Regions from separate parts of the Homo sapiens genome. Here regions 1 and 3 are each linked to region 2. A link is a contact called in ENCODE Hi-C or POLR2A ChIA-PET data. All regions are on one chromosome and are shown on one strand. The core of a region is the stretch at or near the end of the contact, and the rest is flanking DNA. Distances in the headings are between cores, read along the strand shown.

Region 1 (3,057 bases), core at 558-3,057, 1.0 Mb before region 2:
CTCACTAGTGCCTGCTAAGCACCGCTCCGCCCAGCCTGGTGTGTCCTCCACATCTTCAACCTCTGCAGTCTTCCCAGGGCTGCCCATGCCCTCCCTGGTTTCCAGTCTCTCCTCTACCACTCTCCTCCATCCCCTCAGTCATCCCCCGGTGCTCCCCTTCCAGACCCCACGGTTGCCCCTGTGCCACCTGACTGTCCAACTTTTCTCCAAGCACTCAAGATGGTCTCAGTGCTCCCCACCCCCACCTAGTGAGTCAATTTCAGTACCTGGGCCCTCTAATTCTGCCCTGCGGAGTCTCAAAGTATGTGCTGCCCACTCACCAGAGGAAACAGAAAGCACCTTCTCAGAATACAGCAGGCTTTAATTTCTAGAACTGTGGAGTCATTCAGAAAATGAGAAGAAGAGTGTTGGGTGTCTGATAAGTGAAGATAAGGGCTCAGAGGGATTGCAGGTCGTGGGGTGCGGAGGGGTGGAAGGGAAGACAGTTATGCTAATTTTTCTAAAGAAGAGCCTAGACATCAGCCCATACATAGGATCAGCTGTGGTTAGGAGGCAGCGCCTTACCAAAACCTGCAGGAACAGCCCCCTCCTCCGTCACTCTGTGCCAAGCCCAGCCCCTGTGGCTGCAGCTTGAGAAGCCCCTGATGTGCTCTCAGAGGCATTTCCCCTGGCGCAGTGGCTGGTGGGCACCTGGAACAGGAGCCCTGCAGCTTCCCCAGACTCAAGCAGGCAGTCACGGCCTTGTGCAGCCTCGACATGGCCTCTGGCTTCTCAACAAGGCCCCCAGTCCATCTGCCTCTGTGCCCGGCCTGCTGACACACCACTGCCCTCGTTCTATGCCAAGCACCTTCCAGTGTGCCACCCAGGGACCGGTGGCAGGAAGCAGGCTCCTAACAGACATGGATTGGGCTCCTGGGCACAATTACTCTACTTCTTTTTTTTTTGAGACGGAGTCTTGCTCCGTCACCAGGCTGGAGTGCAGTGGCGTGATCTCAGCTCACTGCAACCTCCGCTTCCCAGGTTCAAGCAATTCTCCTGCCTCAGCCACCCGAGTAGCTGCGATTACAGGCACGTGCCACTGTGCCCAGCTAATTTTTTTGTATTTTTAGCAGAGACAGGGTTTCACCATGTTGGTCAGACTGGTCTCGATCTTGTGACCTCGTGATCCACCCTCCTCGGCCTCCCAAAGTGCTGGGATTACAGGCGTGAGCCACCGCGCCTGGCCCACTTACTCTACTTCTGCACCCCCCACCCTGCACATAAGGAGGGTACATCAGACCCAGAGGATGGCAACCCCCCCAGACTCAGAGGCCACAGGGAAGGGCCTGCGCTGGCCCACCTTCACCTCGATGCTGACTCGCAGAGCTCCGGGAATGTGGACCAGCAGGGAAGGAAAAGGTTCCCAGATAGACTCCGGAAACAGAGCTCACATGACCCCCCTGGGACTCTCTCGTCCCCGCACTGTCCCTGCCAAGGAAAGGACAAGGCCTTGGGCCAGTCTTCTGCAGGAGGTGTCCTGGACAGGCAGTTCCCAACCCACGTGTACAGGCAGTGGCTTCAGATTTGTCTCTGGGCTGTGCTTGTTCCTCTAGGAAGGGCCCCAGCAATTCCAGCCCCAGGGAAATTTTCTCTCCTTCTTCTGGTGTGGATCAGCCAGGGCATTTCACAACCAGCTACAGATGACAAAGAACTGGTAACAGGGCCACCTCCCGTGCCCTGGTCTGGGTGTCCCGGTGAAACTGAATGAAATGAACAGCAGGTGGCCGGGGTCAAACACCAAGTTAAACAGAAGGGGACAATCTCAGCTCCCAGGCAGAGACCACGGGTGGGGGAGGGAGAGCGGGCAGGAGGTTACAGACCACGTGAATAAGAGTTCAGATCTTTGTGGTACTGGTTGGCAGTTTCCGTTCTTACACCCCAGCTTCCTTCCTGATTCTCTGCCCAGCACAAGGGGATTGGGGAACATGTCCAGCCAACTATAGCCAAAGGCAGCACAGGGCAAGGTATACAGTCAGTGCCAGTTAATGGTTAAGACAGCCAGCATATCAGGCATTGCAGTGAGCCGAGATTGCACCACTGTACTCCAGCCTGGGCAACAGAATGAGACTCCATCTCAAAAAAAAAAAAAAAAAAGAAATAGACAGCCAGCATAGGAGTCAGACAGGATCCCAACTCCACACTTGAACTCTCTAAGCCTCGGTTTCCTCATCTGTAAAATAGTGATAACATTGAAGACCATCTCACAGGGATGCCAAGAAAATTAAATGAGAAACTCTATGGAATGCACTTAGGACAGGGCCTGGCACATAGTAGGACCTCAATAAATATTAGCCATACTATCAACTTGACTGAGAATGGTAGTTGAAGAACCAGTGGGCTCCACACAATCTCATATTAGAGAATCTGACTCTCCAGGCAGGCGTGAGAGTCAGTGCATGATGATTAAATCCTTTGAGGCACACGGGGGAAATGTGTCCTGCCTAGGGCTGTCTTACTTCTCTTCCTCACCCCTGTTGGCCTCAGTATCTGGAACTGCACCATAGAGATGAGTCCCTTTGGGTAGTGCCAGGCAGCGACTCAGATCCCAGGGTTCCAAATAGAGACACAGGGGCACTGCTGTACTGGGGGCATGGAGGGCTATAGCATGGGCCGGCTTAGGGGTGTGGTTTGAGCACCCCAGTTCCCCATAGGCCTGATTCCCCACAGAGCTCAGATGTAGAAGGGCCTGGCAGATCGGGCAACCAAAGCTCCTTTCCCTAACCTCACAAGGTCCAGAACCCCAAGATTTAGACTTTCTTCCTTTCCCCAGCCCCCTTATCACCACTTCCTGGCACTCAGCTCCTGCATCTGAGAAATGAGTATGGTACCAGGGTTGTGGTTAGGCTCAAATGAGCAACCCATGCAAAATCCTTTGAACCGAGCTAGACATAGGTGTGGTATTAGTTTGATAGGGCTGCCATTACCTAGATCCACAGACCGGGTGCCTTAAGCAACAGAAGTATACTTCCTCATGATTCTGGAGGCTGGAAGTCTGAGATCCAGGTGTTGACAGGGTTG
Region 2 (2,700 bases), core at 185-2,684:
AGCATTCTGCCTTTCCTGAAATCACTCCTGTCCCAAGTGGAGTCATCCCACAGACCATCAGTGATGTCTGTTTCCCCAGGCTCAGGGCAGACTTTCAGTCTGGGGCTGAGGTGGCCCTGTGTGTCTAGGGGCTGATGTGGGCAGACCTTTGAGGAGCTGGCTGGGAACCCCTCCCCCGCCTTCATAACAGGGACCACTGCAGGGTGGTAAGCCAGGCCCACATAGCTCTTTTTTTTTGCCCAGCTAATTTTTTGTATTTTTAGTAGAGACGGGGTTTAATCATGTTGGCCAGGATGGTCTTGAACTCCTGACCTCAGGTGATCCACCCACCTAGGCCCCCTAAAGTGCAGGGATTACAGCCATGAGCCACTGCACCCGGCCATCCACATAGCTCTTTCTTGCCTGAAAGATCCTGGGCCAGGAGGGAACTAAGCTTGGGACCCTGCCTCAAAGGATGCTGGGCAGGGTGACGCCAGCACTGGGTGGGTAGCAGTCCCCTGAGGCTGCGGGTGGCAGACAGCTGGGCCACGGGGACCCTGGGGAGTCCCAGATGTTGTCTCTTTCAGCTCACTGCTTCTCCGAATGTGACGGGGAGACTGGGGAGGCCACAAGGAGGAGACGAGGGGCCCCCACGGGGGTTTACTGAGGAGCACACAGTGCGGGCAGTGGGCCATCTGTCCCAGGGCTGGGCCAGGGAGGGGCTTCCCAGTATCAGCAGGCAGGGCCGCCCTCAGGCCCAGCTCCCCCAGGAGTGCATGGCAGGGGCACCTGGCTCAGGGCTGAATGGAATGAGATGGGTCCAGAGCACCCCCTGCACACAGTGAGGCTCAGGTGAACCTGGGAATGTTCAGGGAGAGGCACAGGAGAAACAGGAGGCCTGAAAGGGAGGGGCCTGGCCTGAGGGCAGATCTGGAGGGAGGGCCCACCCGCAAGCTGCTTCCCTCCGGCCTGCTGGAGGCGCCAAAATCACCCTAGCCCGGGCCCCACCCGACAGTCTGAAAGCCCTTTCTCTTTCCATACTGGGGGAGGTCTGAAAGCCCTGGGCAGGGACCGACGTTCTGATTTCACGGCAGACCTTGTTTTCCACCAAATCAGTGAGCCCTGGTTCTGGAGGGTCCTTGAAATCTCCCCTAAGAGCTTGGTCAGAGCCTCGGAGGAAGGAGGCGTTTGGGGGAGGAGACTCAGATCTGGGAGGCCGGGTCTAGAAGGTCCGGCCCATCCTTGGGACCCCAGAACCTGGTCCCTGAAAGGCATGGCCCCTCCTGAGGCACTGACTCTGGGGACTGAAGCCCCCACAGAGCTCTCACTTCCAAGGCCCCCCAACCCTGGGCCACTGGGGAATCCCTGCTCCCTCCCCTTCCCCACCCATCCTCTTAGGCTCCTTCTCCTCCCATCCCCCAGGGAAAAGAGGGCCCGCCCCCCACGCCAGGGCATCCCACTTCCTGCCTCTCACCGGCAAACAGCTCCCAATCCCAGTCCTCAGTGAGGAAACGGAGGTGTGTCTGACCCCTCCCAGCCAGGCTCCACCACAGTGCTGGCCCTTGACTGTATTTGTCCGTCCTGTTGGCTTCCTCCAGGTCGGTCTTGTGTTCACACAGGGTACTCTAGCCCACCTCCCTCCTGCTTCCCTGACTTCACAGCCTCCATATATATATATATATATTTTTTCCTTCTCCTTCCAGATGGAGTTTTGCTCTGTTGCCTAGGCTGGAGTGCGGTGGCAAGATCTCGGCTCACTGCAACCTCCTCTTCCTGGATTGAAGCGATTCTCCTGCCTCAGCCTCCAAGTAGCTGGGATTACAGGCGCCCACCACCACACCCAGCTAATTTTTTGATATTTTTAGTAGAGATGGGTTTCCCGAGTTTCACTGTGTTGGCCAGGCTGGTCCCAAACTCCTGACCTCAAGTGATCCGCCCGCCTCGGCCTCCCAAAGTGCTGGGATTACAGGCGTGAGCCACCAAGCACGGCCCCGCAGCCTCCTTCTTGAAAGAGATGTCCACACCCCATCTGCCCCTCCTTCTCCCTTCCTCATTCCTCAGCAGCTGGCCTCCTGCGGCTGCTCCCAGGATCTTCTGCAGAGTCTGGTCCAGCCAACCCCACCTACCTGGCTCCACATCCACGTCTTTTGAGCCCTCCTCTTCTCCGCCCCATGGGTGCCCGTTTCTCCAGGCCTGCCTCTCTGCCCTCCTGTCCTCACCACAGGCCCTTCTTTCTGCCTGGGCCTTCTTTCTGCCTTCCCTCTGAGAGTGGAAGTGGGGAGGCTGGGAACAAAGGCTGGCATAGGGCACCCTGGGTGCAAAGAGGCCTCACTGTGTACCAGCTGGATGGCCTTGGTTTCCTCAGGCATAAAGTGAGGTTGGTAACGTGGAATTGGCCTCTGGGTCCTGTGAGGACTTAGAGGCACACATCCAGGCAGCTGCTGCACACCCAGGGGGCTGAGATTTGCCCAATGGACTCTGGCACCAGTGCTTTCAGCCACAGTGAGAGGTTTGCAGAGGGCTTCATAAGTCCTCAGGCATTTGGGCTGATCTGGGAGTCCCAGTGACCCAAGCAGCCACACACATTCCCACACAGCTCAGCGCATTACTCTTCCAAGCAAGGGGCAGGCGCGTTTTGAGGGCCTCGACCATTTGTACGGAACACCGTGTTCTGTCTGCTGCCACTGGTCTCAAGGAGGACGAATCCCCTCGACCTTACCC
Region 3 (3,047 bases), core at 176-2,675, 1.4 Mb before region 2:
TCTTTATATAATATTATTTCCTCAGCCAATAGATTATGTCTGAGAAAATAGCCTAGTTTTTGTTTTGTTTCATTTTGTTTGTTTTACAAACTTGGAGTTTTTCCTTAGAAGTTTTATGTCCATTTTTGCCCAACTCAATGAATAGATTAAGAAATGTCTAGATCTATAGAGTATAATAGAGGTGACCTATGCATCAGATCAGAGAAGATGCAGGTATGAGCTTTGTATCCCTTAGGCCGTATTTAAAACTTGGAAGAAGATGGTTGTGTTCGTTTTTCATTGCTGCATGACAAATAACCACAAATGTAATGGCTTACTACAATACCCACTTGTTATCTCACAGTCCTGCCAGCAGAAGTGTGGGTGGGCTCAACTTAGTTCTCTGCTTAGAGTCTCCTTAGGCTGAAATTAAGATGTCAGCCCAGCTGAAGTCTTGGCTGAAGGCTCTGAGAATCTTGCAATCGAGCTCACCCAGGTTGTTGACATAATCCAGTTCCTCGTGGTTGTTGAACCGAGGTCACAGCTTTGTTGCTGGTTGTTGGTCACGGACCACTCTCAGCTCCTGGAAGCCAATCATATTCCTTAATACATTGCCCCTCCATCTTGAAGCCAGCAATCTTGTGTGGAATCCTTCTCACACTTTGAATCTCTGACTTCCTCTTCTGCTGCTGGCTAGAGAAAACTCCCTGCTCTTAAAAGGCTCATAAGGTTAAACCAGATCCACTCTATTAGTCTCTCTTAAGGACAGCTCTGCCATATCACATAAGGTAATTATGGAAGTAATATCTCATTATGTTCACAGTCCTCAGGATTAGGGAAAGAAATATTTGGGGGCCATCTTAGAATTCTGCCTATCGTCAAGGAAATTCCTAGAAAATAACTGTCCAGATAAGCCACTGATTTTCCCAAGCAAATAATATTTATCTTTATCAAGTGAGACATTAAACAAAGCTGAACATAAATATATTAAAAATTTTGGCTTTAGGTGAGACTGAAGAGATTGTAGTAATCTGGTTAGGAGGTACAGGGAAGTGAGGTATACCTATTTTGTTTATTGCTTGCAGACCTCAAATCATCCGTAGTGTAGGTATACTAATGGTCAGGTCAACTATACATAGATCATGTGTCAGAGAATTTTCCAGGACTTCTAAAATTAGTCCTTCTTCTGAACCTTTAATCTGGTAGTTCTATTTGCAGAATAGATCCCTACCTATTACATTTATAGAGGTTTTGTTGAAAACAGTGTTCCTCAGATAATGGTCTGAAAGTAATAGATTACTGGTTGAGATGTGGAAACATTCAGTGATTTTTTTCTCTTCTTTTATAGACCTACTTGTCAAATGTGTTACTTACTTTGGACATGACAAAACCTCCCCATTGCAAGCCAGAGTCATTTTAGGGAAAATTTTGCCAGTTATTAAGAAAAGTACAAGAGTTAGAATCATGATGAAAGTATACAGAGGAAGTGAACATTTTGTCGGGGAGATTATGGCTTTGGCAAAGACAATCCCGTGACAAACAGCAAAGAGGCCACTATATTTCAGTATAAGTGTGAATGGTGTGTTCCACATGAATGAAGCAGAAACTGAAAAGGGGACATATGATTAATTACATGATTGTAGTTGACTCCAGATTACATACTAAACAAAATGATTTTCTTTCACAAATTGACAAGACACTAGGTGCCCTCATGAAGGTTTTGATGAGGGACCCAAGAAAAAATGTGACCGAACATCTTTGCACAGTTTGGCTACTGTCTAATGGACCCACATCCATTAGTTTTAGGGGCTGGCTTGAATTGAGGACTTATCAGACCTTGACCACCAGCTGTTTGCTTTGGATCACTGTCTTCTAACATTCAGAAAGCACAGGAAAATCAGGAACAAGCACACATGAAATAAGACTTTTTGTTTTTTTGGTGGGGTTTTGCTATGTTGCCCAGGATAGTCTAGAATTCCTGAGCTCAAGCCATCTGCCTGTAATATGACCTATTAACAGGCATAAGCCACCATGCCTGGCAGAGATAAGACTTTTTAAAAATAGACAGAAGAGGCCGGGTGTGGTGGCTCATGCCTATAATCCCAGCACTTTGGGAGGCCGAGATGAGTGGATCACCTGAGGTCAGGAGTTCGAGACCAGCCTGGCCAACATGGAGAAATCCCCTCTCTACTAAAATTACAAAAATTAGCCAGGCGTGGTGGCAGGCACCTGTAATCCCAGCTACTTTGGGAGGCTGAGACAGGAGAATCTCTTGAACCCAGGAGGCGGAGGTTGCAGTGAGCCGAGATTACGCGGTTGCACTCCAGCCTGGGCGACAAGAGTGAAACTCTGTCTAAAAAAAAAAAAAAAGACAAAAGAAAGGTAACAGTAGATGAAGTAGTGAAACAAGTAAATAAGTAAATAAGCACATTAATTGAGAAAATGTTTGCTAAGTGGTGTACTTCCAACTGAAAATATCTAATTGTATCTAATTGTATACCCATGTTTAAATAAGATAAATTCAGAACTAGGAGCTCAGTGAAACAAGTCAGAGTTCGAGTTGTTGTTGAGAAAGATTCACTTGGCAGTAGGTCAGAAAAATGACCTGAGCTGGACACAGTGGCCTGAGATTCATGCCTGTGGTTCCAAGGGTCCCACAGGACACTCCCCAGCAAGAATCTTCAAGATAATCTCGGCAGGAACTCCAATTTTTGAAGGGCTAGGCTACTACTCATAATCTGAAACTAAAAGCTGATTTATTCCTAGCTAAGCAAGGCACCTAGTGGGAGGAGGCCCTGTGCTTGTAAGACACAGTCTCTATAGAAAAGGAAACTGCAGTTTTATAGAGAGTTTTAGGAAGCATATTGTGTAGGGACTCCAGACCTTCAGAAACAGGAGTGTTTATGAGTAATTTAGCATTTGGCCATCAATGCAGGCTTTGTGGAGGGGGTGTTGCTGACTGGCTGGGCTTCAGATATGTAGAACTGCCAGTAATGGGCTCGCTTTCAGAAATGTGACTGGGGATATAAGTAGTCAGTGGCCAATTGGGATGAGTTTAAATAGTTGCT

The links. A loop is a pair of places that touch in the nucleus more often than their neighbours do. ChIA-PET counts read pairs that join two places held with the same protein, here RNA polymerase II (POLR2A). Pooled maps may share reads with other maps.
Region 1: a loop to region 2 is called in a map with no recorded cell type, with 5 times the contacts of the local background. The contact joins two enhancer-like sites. A Hi-C loop is called at or near these places in 2 of 37 single-sample maps with no recorded cell type and 3 of 50 pooled maps. POLR2A ChIA-PET finds 5 or more read pairs at or near these places in 1 of 52 experiments (activated T-cell).
Region 3: a loop to region 2 is called in a pooled map, with 5 times the contacts of the local background. The contact joins two enhancer-like sites. A Hi-C loop is called at or near these places in 1 of 50 pooled maps. POLR2A ChIA-PET finds 5 or more read pairs at or near these places in 2 of 52 experiments (OCI-LY7 and activated T-cell).

What each region holds. Positions count from the first base shown.
Region 1 is chr2:230,658,949-230,662,005 of GRCh38, forward strand. No RefSeq gene overlaps it. Among named protein-coding and RNA genes, the nearest start is that of LINC01907, 40 kb to the right of the region's middle. RefSeq lists a cis regulatory region at 1-804 and enhancers at 222-491, 1,126-1,682. Within about 2 kb of position 1,808, at least 18 of the 41 ENCODE cell types and tissues checked have a DNase peak (open chromatin) inside an H3K27ac peak, as active enhancers do.
Region 2 is chr2:231,672,122-231,674,821 of GRCh38, forward strand. No RefSeq gene overlaps it. Among named protein-coding and RNA genes, the nearest start is that of PTMA, 35 kb to the right of the region's middle. RefSeq lists enhancers at 1-38, 15-1,127, 139-188, 689-738, 725-1,447. Within about 2 kb of position 1,435, at least 29 of the 41 ENCODE cell types and tissues checked have a DNase peak (open chromatin) inside an H3K27ac peak, as active enhancers do.
Region 3 is chr2:230,266,191-230,269,237 of GRCh38, forward strand. The region is part of intron 12 of SP140 (SP140 nuclear body protein); the gene reads left to right. Among named protein-coding and RNA genes, the nearest start is that of SP140, 42 kb to the left of the region's middle. Within about 2 kb of position 1,426, at least 2 of the 41 ENCODE cell types and tissues checked have a DNase peak (open chromatin) inside an H3K27ac peak, as active enhancers do.